Linked DNA regions of Mus musculus: region 1 is linked to region 2. Evidence: chromatin loops called from intact Hi-C (ENCODE). Cell type or tissue: left cerebral cortex. All regions are shown on one strand. Each heading gives the region's core, and the rest is flanking DNA. Links, peaks and the distances in the headings are about the cores only.

What was found. A loop is a pair of places that touch in the nucleus more often than their neighbours do. Peaks named below come from ENCODE experiments on the same cell type or tissue, not always from the same donor. Only the 100,000 strongest peaks of a DNase experiment are listed, where the experiment ranks them.
Region 1: it touches region 2 in a loop (5-fold over the local background); 7 of 42 quality-filtered maps call a loop at or near these places.

Annotation. Positions count from the first base shown.
Region 1 is chr5:137,883,173-137,888,545 of GRCm38, reverse strand. It overlaps the pseudogene Gm3103. Among named protein-coding and RNA genes, the nearest start is that of Pilrb2, 14 kb to the right of the region's middle. In left cerebral cortex, for the core only: a CTCF peak has its summit at 2,490 (motif pointing left); a DNase peak (open chromatin) is centred at 2,467.
Region 2 is chr5:138,153,546-138,158,918 of GRCm38, reverse strand. It overlaps Zfp113 (zinc finger protein 113), which reads left to right and starts at 3,175. Exons shown (of 5, transcript NM_019747.4): 1 at 3,175-3,289. In left cerebral cortex, for the core only: a CTCF peak has its summit at 3,022 (motif pointing right); a DNase peak (open chromatin) is centred at 3,109; H3K4me3 peaks cover 1,246 bases; H3K27ac peaks cover 922 bases.

The sequences.
Region 1 (5,373 bases), core at 111-5,110, 270 kb after region 2:
AGAAAAAGGGGATCTCAATGGAGATACCTGGACTCCAGAGAGTAGAGCTGGTTAGTTGGCCCCAAAGGTATTTTCTCTATTGGATCCTGCAGAATTCTCTGGGAAGGACAGGGAGAATCTGAAGTCACTGTGAGAGACAGTGACAGAGGACAGTTGGAAAGGACAACACAGAGCACCCTGATTCTTCATCAATATGCAGGGGTGGGACACAAAGCAGGACTGTCCCTATGACTGGTGAGACAGGAAAGCAAGGGAAAGGTTGGGCTGGGCTCCCTCTGAGGGATGAGCTCAGAGATGCTTGGCAGGCTCCTCTAGCAGACTCCTGTCCACTTAAAACCCACTGTCCCCTCCTATGTTTAATTCTTTGCTAGTGAGAAAGATGCAAACATGCATGCAAACAAGCGGCTGACAGCAGAAGAAGCAGGATCCAAGCCATAGCCAGAGACCCTCCAGGAAGCAAGATCAGCAGAGCCATCAGGAAGTCAAGGATGCCCTGTATAGGGACATAGGGGTGCTCAGGAGTCCAGAGAGAACCAGGGAAATGTGAGACAGATCCCCAGCTTTCACATGTGGAGGGCTGAGTCAGGGCCGGTCCTCTCCATCTCCACCTCCTTGTGCCCAGCAACTTGGCTTCTTGTTTTCTGATGTTGCAGAAGATCTTCCCTTGTGGTCACTGACAACATAACTGGGCTCTGGGCCCAGCTCTCATTGTTGGCTGGGAGACATGGATTAGACCTTGGCATGACTGGTTCTCCTCTCTTCTACCTTTACCTTTTGCCTTATCTACTCTTTTCCATTTCCTAAGTAGCTTGTAATCTCTGTCTTCTTTCTTCTATATTTCCTTTTTTCCTTCCCTCCACATCCTCAATCTGTTTCTTATTATGTCTCCCACCATGCTGCATGCCCAAGTCTCTCTAAGAATCTCACATAATGAAGTTGTCAGTCTCTAAACCACTTCAGACACAATGAGGAAGGTGGTGATGAGCAAACACATGAAGTCACCAGCGCTAGCATAGAGACACCCTTACCCTGATTCCCCTTCACCCTTCCTGCCCCATCTACTCTTGGGCATTTTCTTGAGTTTTAGGGACCCTTCACAGTGCCCAGGCTGAACCAAGACCTGGTGGACTCTCTCTGCCTTGCCCTGCTCCCTGTGGCACAGTCTCCAACAACCCTGGGCTTCTTGGACAGTGACTCTAAGGCTTTTCCAGTCTCAAAAGGAGCCTTTCTAACTCCCCTCACCCTCACACTAACACACGCTAAAGAGGAAAACAAGGATCAGAGAAGTCCTGGTACATGTCACATGACAGCCACATGACTCATTGACTGGATTTAGTCATATTGAGTTCTTGGAGTCTTCCATTCCACATAGAGACTTCAGTCGACCTGCTCAGCACAGACTCTGAGGAGGCTCTTTCCACAAAGCCCTTGAGTGACTCCCTCTAGTTATGGTCACACCAGATTCTTTGGACTAAGCGAGAGAAGATGTCTCAGAGCATCCATGTGTCATTCAAGATATGAGGACTGGGACAAGGCTGACACTGGACACAGCTGGCTTTGAACTTGGGTGGAGACATGAGTGGTGGTGGGGGAGAGGCTGTAGTGTCCTCAGTACAGTTCTAAGGAGGTTCATCCCACCCTTGCCCAGGACATGGTGCCATAAGCTCCCTGAGAGGCAGGATTCATGATTGTATCAGAGGAAGTGGCTCCATTCTCCCTGAGTGACTTGTGCAGAGGCATCTTCCCATTTCCTTAGCTTTCCTGGCATTGATTGCCTAGTTCATGCTTCACTGTAGCTGGCTATCAGCCTGCCCTCTCCCATCTCTGTTTCTCTGCCTTCCTCACAGTCCTCATGGTCCTCAGATCCCTTGACCTGAGCCAGACACAATCTCTCATGGTCTGAGGACATATCCATAGTACCCTTAAAGACACTAAGGCACAGAGCCTTTGGGATTCATTGGCCCTACATGGAAGGTCTAGTGCTATGGTCTCTTTCAAAAAGAGTTGGTGTGTGTGTGTATTTAAGTTTCATCTCAAGTAGCCCAAGGTGGTCCTTGAACGTTTTATATAGCCAAAAATGACCATGAATGACTACAGATCCTCCTGACTGAATTTCCCATGAGCAGGGATTACAGGTGAGCATCATCATGCCCCTTTATCTCCTGTTGGATATAAAATATTTGGTTCTATGCCTGCCAGGAAAGCTCTACCACATGAAGCAAATTCTTAGGTGCAGTTAGGTCTGAGAGGATGTCCTCCTGGTCATGAGCCCTCACCTCCAGATTTCATCTGCCTTTCCTTTACTCTCAAGGGCCTCTAGTTAAACAGTGACTCAATTGCTAATTCACCCAAGAAGGGACTGAACGTGACAAGACTGTCATATGTCATTTTCTTAACCTCAGCATTTTTACACAACAGACCCTGGTGAGCTCTACAGGATTCCAGCTGTCCCTTGTGTCCTGCTCCACTGCTGCCACCTGCTGGCTTCTTAATCCAAATTCACGTGCTCTCTTCTGGTTTCATGTTTTGGACTTAATTGAATTCCTATTTGAACCCTTCTGTGAGAAGAAACAAATATATCTCTCTGAGTTTGAAGTTAACCTGGTCTATTTATCTAGTTTCAGGGCAGCAAGCACTACATACTAAAAATTGTCTCATCCTAGACGTAACCAAACCGAACAAACAAACAAGCAAAAAACAAGAAAAATAAAACCAAAAAAACAAACAAAACCACAGAAAATCAAAACGAAAAAAAAAAAAAAAAAGTCAAAATGCCAAGAAACCAAGCAAAGAAACCTCAGGTTGACAGTCAAGTAGAATGGTGTCCCTAATCATAATGCCTGAGGTTGTCAACTGGACTCCATCCATATGAGCACACTTATTTATATATGCGTGCACCTGAGCATGCACAAGGGCACACACACTCACAAAACACACTCTTTCTCTTTCTCTTTCTCTTTCTCTTTCTCTTTCTCTTTCTCTTTCTCTTTCTCTTTCTCTTTCTCTTTCTCTTTCTCTTTCTCTCTCTCTCTCTCTCTCTCTCTCTCTCTCTCTCTCTCTCTCTCTCACACACACACACACACACACACACAGAAAGAGAGAGAGGGGGGGGGAACCATACAAGGCACCTTTAACAGTTGATCACCTTCCATGACTTGACCCAGTCTTCATCTTCCCTGAGCCTCCCTCAGACCACACTCAGTGACTCTTCAGATTCTAGTTCCTGACCATCCACAGCATTCAGATTCTCTGCTTTTTATGCCCAAATTGGTCATCCTATGGCAATGGTGAGAGAGAACAGGCTTAAGGCATCCTATTTCTCTCTGAACCCTTCCATTCGAGAAACATTCCCTGTTGGGAACTAAAAAGGGGGCCCTGGGAAAGGGGGGAGCCCACATCCCACCAGAGTTTTCCCTATCCTCTGGTCTGTCAGGCATGGGAGAGCTGCCATACACTTTCCACTCAGCCCTGGGTGGGCATTCCTCTATCCCATTCTTCAGGGGGTGGCCAAGGGGCAGCCCTACCTGGGATTCCTGGAGCTACCTTGCTAAAACCCCGGGGTTATAGGAGAGAGGGATGAGGGAAGAGGTTCCCAACACCTGCGAAAGTGCACGCAGCAGATCTTGACTGGAGCACAGGAAGGCCTTCTAATGGGAGATTCGAAACAGCTCATTAGGAGAAAGCCTGTTCCCATCCTCCAAGCATAGTGGGCCTTGATGAGCAGAGACACTCTATGGTTTTAGAGCTTTATTATAGAAATGCAGGTGGAAAGAGAGGAGAGAGAGAGAGAGAGAGAGAGAGAGAGAGAGAGAGAGAGAGGAGAAGGAGAAGGAGAAGGAGAAGGAGAAGGAGAAGGAGAAGGAGAAGGAGAAGGAGAAGGAGAAGGAGAAGGAGAAGGAGAAGAAGAAGAAGAAGAAGAAGAAGAAGAAGAAGAAGAAGAAGAAGAAGAAGAAGAAGAAGAAGAAGAAGAAGAAGAGGAGGAGGAGGAGGAGGAGGAGGAGGAGGAGGAGGAGGAGGAGGAAGAGGAGGAGGAAGAGGAGGAGGAAGAGGAGGAGGAAGAGGAGGAGGAGGGAGAGGAGAGGAGAGGAGAGGAGAGGAGAGGAGAGGAGAGGAGAGGAGAGGAGAGGAGAGGAGAGGAGAGGAGAGGAGAAGACAAAGAGAAAGGAGAGAGGGTAAGAGTGAGGAATAAGAAGACAAGTAAGAGAGTGAGAAGTAAGAGAGCAAGCAGGGGCTGAACAGCCCTTTTATGGTCTTTACTGTTGCTAGGTAACTGGGAGGAGCTTAGCCTGAAGGTCAGAAGCTTGGGCCATTGCCTACATGACTACTGACCATGCTTTTCTTGTGAGGGCTGTGGGCGGCAGTAACTTAGACAGGAGCCAGAGTTCCAGGAGCATGAGGGAATGCCTACAGTGTCATGTAGGTGAATTATGGCTTTGGGGTTCAGACCTCAGCTCAACTAGAGACCAGCCTGTCTTTGCAGAGCCCAATGCCCCACAATTCCTCAGATAAGACATGCTGCAGGCTCTGTGTTCCCTGACCCAGCAGATAACCTCATGGATGAAAAGTATCCCTCTGTTCTCCATTTCTGTCACACCACTTACCAAACATTCCTTGATTTCTCTTCCCTAGTGACAACACACAGACCCCAACAGAACCTCCAAGTAACCTACCCAGACTGTGGCCTGAAGAGAGTGGAGGAGTTGCTAGAGAGGATGGTAGAAGGATGCCAGCTGTTGGTGCAGACAGGATGCTCAGGCTGCAGCTTTATAATAGCACAGTTGCCCTGCTGTTTCTCACTAGGATGACATCATCATCTTCATCTCCCTCATCTGCTTTATGCCTCAGCATGAGCATCCCCTGTCCTCCTGCCCAGAGAAAGCCCCAGAAAGAGACTCTATACTGAGTTCTAAAGGCCCAGTGAGTGGGACTTGGGTACCAGGCCAAGTTCCTCTAGAGGACGTCTGCCAACTTCTGCTGATAACCAAGGACAAAGCTATTTACATGTGTGTCATCAAGTTTGTGGTCACAGAAAGAGAGAAACTTGCCCTTCCCTCCTCAGTATTAGGTATGTAGCTTAAAACAAAACAAATCAAAACCCCAAAACTATTAATAAGCAGGCATGGTAGTCACGACTTCATCCTATTTCGTAAGATGCAACACCAGGGGTGCCACTGAATTAGAGGACAGCCATGGTCTACAGAGCAAGTTCCAGAACAATCCGGTCTAGATCGTAGAGAGAACCCTCTCTCAGAAACAGAATCTCACACAACACGTAGTGAACAACAACAAAAACCTAAAGTCTTGATAGTCACATTGCTCTTACTTTAACTCTGAAGAGGAAACTCCTATCATCTTCAAGTTCCCCATCCCCAA
Region 2 (5,373 bases), core at 231-5,230:
GTTGGGGAAGTACCTCCATGAGATCCAGCTGTGGGATATTTTCTCAATTAGTGATCAAGGGGGAAAGGCCCCTTGTGGGTGGGACCATCTCTGGGCTGGAAGTCTTGGGTTCTATAAGAGAGCAGGCTGAGCAAGCCAGGAGAAGCAAGCCAGTAAAGAACATCCCTCCATGGCCTCTGCATCGGCTCCTGCTTCCTGACCTGCTTGAGTTCCAGTCCTGACCTCCTTTGGTGATGAACAGCAATGTGGAAGTGTAAGCTGAATAAACCCTTTCCTCCCCAACTTACTTCTTGGTCATGATGTTTGTGCAGGAATAGAAACCCTGACTAAGACACCCTGCCTCGAAAAACAAAACAAGCTGGGTGTGGTGGGGCACACCTTTAATCCCAGCACTTGGGAGGCAGAGGCAGGAGGATTTCTGAGTTCGAGGCCAGCCTAGTCTACAGAGTGAGTTCCAGGACAGCCAGGGCTACACAGAGAAACCCTGTCTCGAAAAACAAACAAACAAACAAACAAACAAACAAACAAAACGAATGAAAGAAAGAAAAACAAAACAATAATAGTGTATAGAAGAACACCTTTGTTTTTTACTCTATTTTGAGTGTGTAAGTGTGTGTGTATGTGTGTGTATAATGTGCATACCCCAGCATAGGTCAGAGGACAGCTAGAGTTTCAGAATGATACCCTGTTTAATTAATTAATTGACTAAGTAAAAGAGTCTATTGGAACATGTTAGGCTTGGGCTTAGGACTAGTCAGGCTATACTGACTTGCAGAGCCTCTTTCTTCATCCTCACAGCTTCTGCAAAAAATAAAAAATAAACTCTGACCAGTCTGCAATCCTCACTTCCCCTAAGGCGGTGCACCAAACCCCAGCAATCGGCGGTTACAGGCGGCACATCTCATATGATAGACACGCATTAGCTAAAGAAACAAACTTTTCCTCTTTCCCTTGGAGCTAGAGTCATAGGTGGTTGTGAGTGTACAGACATGGGTACTGGGAAATGAACTCCAGTCCTGGAATAAGAGTGCGTGCCTCTATCGTGTACTATTGACTAGTCATTCATGACATGGAATGGGGTTACCTACCTCTCTAAAACCTGTAAGATGCAATAGTACTCCTTACTCCTGTTAGTCTCCCGGCCTGAAATCTCTTCACAACTTCCAGCACAATCTCTGTAGCATTAATAATGCTTAAAATAAATTGTTTACCCCCAAACCACAATATGTCTCAGGGTACCTCTTGAACCCCAAATGTGAGCCTTTATAGGAAGCTCATTTTAAATATGTGTTTGTTAATTATTATCATTTGTTTTGAGACCGAGTTTTAGTGTGCAATTGAGGCTGGCCTCAAACTTTTGACTATCTTTCTGTTTCAGGCTCTAAAGTACTGCAATTACAGATGTGTACCCCACGTCAGGCTCGTAAGTGCAGAATCACTTATGTGTCTCATGTAGCCCAAGCTGGCTTTGAACTCAGTATGTACTGAAGAACGAACTTGAGTCCTTGATCTTCCTGCCACCACCTCCCAAATGCTAGGAATACAGTACTGTACCATATTGTCTGGTTTATGCACCATTGGGGATGGGGACCCAGGGCTTCAGCCAGGCTAGTCAAGCAATCTAAAAGCAAAGCTGTGGGCTGGAGAGATGGCTCAGTGGTTAAGAGCACTGACTGCTCTTTCGAAGATCCTGAGTTCAAATCCCAGCAACCACATGGTGGCTCACAACCATCTGTAATGAGATCTGACGCCCTCTTCTGGGGCATCTGAAGACAGCTACAGTGTACTTAGATATAATAATAATAATAAGTAAATCTTTAAAAAAAAAAAAAGTACTGGCTGCTCTTCCAGAGGACCCAGATTCCATGCACTCATATGGCCACTCATTACCGTAACTCCAGTTCCAGAAGATGTGATGGCTTCATCTGACCTATATCTGAATCAGGTGTGTGTGTATGTGTGTGTGTATGCAGGAGAAAAACACTCATTAAAATACTAAATCTTCAAATAAATATTAAATCTATTAAAATAATTTTTTGTCTTGCTTTTTTTGAGACAGGGTTTCTCTATGTAGCCCTGGCTGTCTGGAACTCACTCTGTGACCAGCCTGGCCTCGAACTCAGAAATCTACCTGCCTCTGTCTCCCAAGTGCTGGGATTAAAGGCGTGCACCACCACTGCCTGGTTAAAATAAATCTTTTAAAAACTGAGTGCTGAGTGCTTTAAAAAAAAACCCATGGTGCTATTTTGGATATAATATCATTAGCACCAACATAAATTCCAAATTTTAAAAATATAACTATTATACTTATCAAGCAGTGGAGAAATCATGTTAAAAAGGTAATCCTTTTTTCTACTATAAGAAGTTTTGAAATAAAATATTTTCTTAATTAGTGAGAATGTTCAAAATAATTAAAGAAAAATTGATGAGTAAAAAAAAAAAAACAAAAAAACAAAAAAAAAAAAAAAACAAAAACGGGGGCTGGAGACATGGCTCAGTGGTTAAGAGCACTGACTGCTCTTCCGGAGGTCCTGTGTTCAAATCCCAGCAACCACATGGTGGCTCAAAACCATCTGTAACAAGACCTGACTCCCTCTTCTGGTATCTGAAGACAGCTACAGTGTACTTACATATAATAAATAAAATAAATCTTAAAAAAAAAAAAACCAGAAAAACAAAACAAAAACCAAAACCCATGGTGCACTTTTATTTATTTATTTTTTTGTTTGTTTGTTTTGTTTTGTATCATAGGCCAGGCTGGCCTCACAGAGATCTGCCTGACTGTGCTTCCCCAGCGCTGGGATTAAAGGCGTGCGCCATCACGACCAGCCAATGGTGCACATTTATATTAAAGGATTCTTCAAGTTTCATATATTTGCTATGGAGGTGATGGTGTACTCTCTCTCTTGCTATGGAGGTGATGGTGTACTCTCTCTCTCAGAGCCACTAGAACTTGTGCCCTGAATTTCCTGGACCTCCAACTTCTTCAGCTTACGCATCGTCCCTTCCCAACCTGGCCAGCAAGTGGCGCAGTCTGGTGCCCTTGTTTCCCAGCACCATCGAGAACAGCACCATCAGCGTACCATCGAGAGATGAAGACCTCCCATTTTCCTAGAGAGAGCAAGTGGGCATTTGTTGTCCTGGGTGGTGAGAAAGGACGACCCGGAAACGATATGGGGAGGGGCAGTTTCCGTTCTTTGTTCTGTTCTCCGTTGTGTGGGTCTGTAACAGGGTCCAACAGGACCTGTTTCGTGTCCGGCCCCCTAAGTCTTACGTCCCTGTCCCCAGGGTGAGTGGGGCCATCTCCCGGACTCGCGGTGAGGTGGAAGTTGTGGTCTCCGGGGAAGGGGGTTGGTGTTCACACGTCCGCGGCCCGCCGGGGTTCTGGGCCCACCTTCCTCCTGCAGTCGCTGTCCAGCTCCGCAACCCTAGCTGCAGGCGCGCAGCGTGATCCCGGGTGTCGCGTAATGGGACTCCGGGTCTGCTTTTGTGTCTCTTACCGTCCCCAGCCCCAGTGTTTAAAATTCCTAGCGTCGCTACGGAGGTCTCCCTCTCTTTAAAACAACTGATGACAGATTGCCACCCTAACTTGGTACTCTCAGCACACCGATTTCTGTGTGAGGGCAGGAGAAGGAAGTTTTTCCTTAATTGGATCGGAAAACCAGACAGTAGTTCTGGGTCGCAGTGAGAACTAGGGCTTGGGAGGAGGTGCGAACTCGGGTCCTCCGTAACCTCACCAAGATCTCATGTCCTATGGCTATGAATAGGGTTTTTTTGTTTTGTTTTTTGTTTTTTTTTTTAAGCTTACTGACTGATACCTTTTCGTGGACATGCTGGGGCCGGCTCCCTGCAGAAGTGGCCGAGTATGTCCAGTGCATTAGCTGGCTAAAACATTGAGAACCTAGTTGAACACAGAGAACCTTAGTCCATTTCAGCTCTCTTAGGGTGTACTGAAAAGACAGTATGTGATGGTCTTTGCTGGTAGTTCCTAGCACATTCCTTTACCCTCCGTACTTCTTAAGTACCTATATTAGACATAAACTGAACCCGATTTCCCCATTTTGACCCCTTAATCATACAGAACTGGTAGAACCTAAAACAGAAATTCTCAACCTTCCTCATGCTATGACCTTTTAATGCAGTTTCTCATGTGATGACCCCCAACCGTAAAGTTATTATTGTCACTACTTCATAACCGTATTTTTTTTGCTACTGATAAGAACAGTAATGTAAATATCTGTGTTTTCCAATAGTCTTAGGTAACCCCTGTGAAAGAGTCATTCAACTTTCAAAGGGGTCACGACCTACAAGTTTGAGAAACAATGACCTAATGTGAATTTCCAGGAATTAGCCAAATTGGCTTGCTCACATCTAATCCCAGCACAGAGGCAAATGAAGCAAGGCCAACTTGTCCTATACAGTGAATTCCAAGCTAGTCTGGGCTATAGCCTGATTCTTACCCAATAAAGAAAGACCAAACCAAACAAACAAAAACCTCAGAACTGCACAAAAGGTGCTAAGTTTCCAGTCATCGCTACCTTAATCCTATAGTGAGTTACTCCAAAGAAAGAGGAAAGGATCCAGGAGGCGAAGCCTCTCTTGACCTGTGCTTACAGCCAGGTGGTCTTTAATCCCAGCACTCGGGAGGCAGAGGCAGGCAGATTTCTGAGTTCGAGGCCATCCTGGTCTACAAAGTGAGTTCCAGGACGGCCAGGGCTATACAGAGAAACCCTGTCTCCAAAAAACCAAAAAAAACCCCAAATCAACAGGGCAAGAGAAAGGCCCTGCCCACACCTGGATGGTTTTACTCTGTAGTTTGTTGTTTTCGAGACAGCTCTCTCTCCCCGTAGCCCTGGCTGTCCTTGAACTCTCTATGCACACTAGGCAGGCTTTAAACTCTGATCTGTCTACTTCTCTGCCTAAGTGCTGGGATCGAAGGCGTGCATCATCATGCCCAGCTTTTAAGCTGTGTGTGTGCATGCCTGTTTCTCTGAGGTAGAGACTAAGTTGGCACCATCCTGTCTCAGCCTCGTAGGTGATAGAATTTCAGGCCTGTGCCACCTATGCCAAGTGGTTCACCTTTTTTGTTGTTGTTTCAAGACAATTTTTCTCTGTAGCCCTGGCTGTCCTGGAACCTCTGTAGACCAGGGTGGCCTCCAACTTACTGCCTGCCTCTGCCTCCCGAGTGCTGAGGTTAAAGGTGTGCAGCACTACCACCCAGCAAAATATTTTAACGGTATACTTTTTTAAAAATTTATTTATTTTTTAAAATTTTAAATGTATAGGTGAATTGCCTGCATGTATGTCTGTCCACCACTTGCATGCTGTGCCTGGTGCCTGAGAGGCCAGACGAGGATATCATGTGGTTGCTGG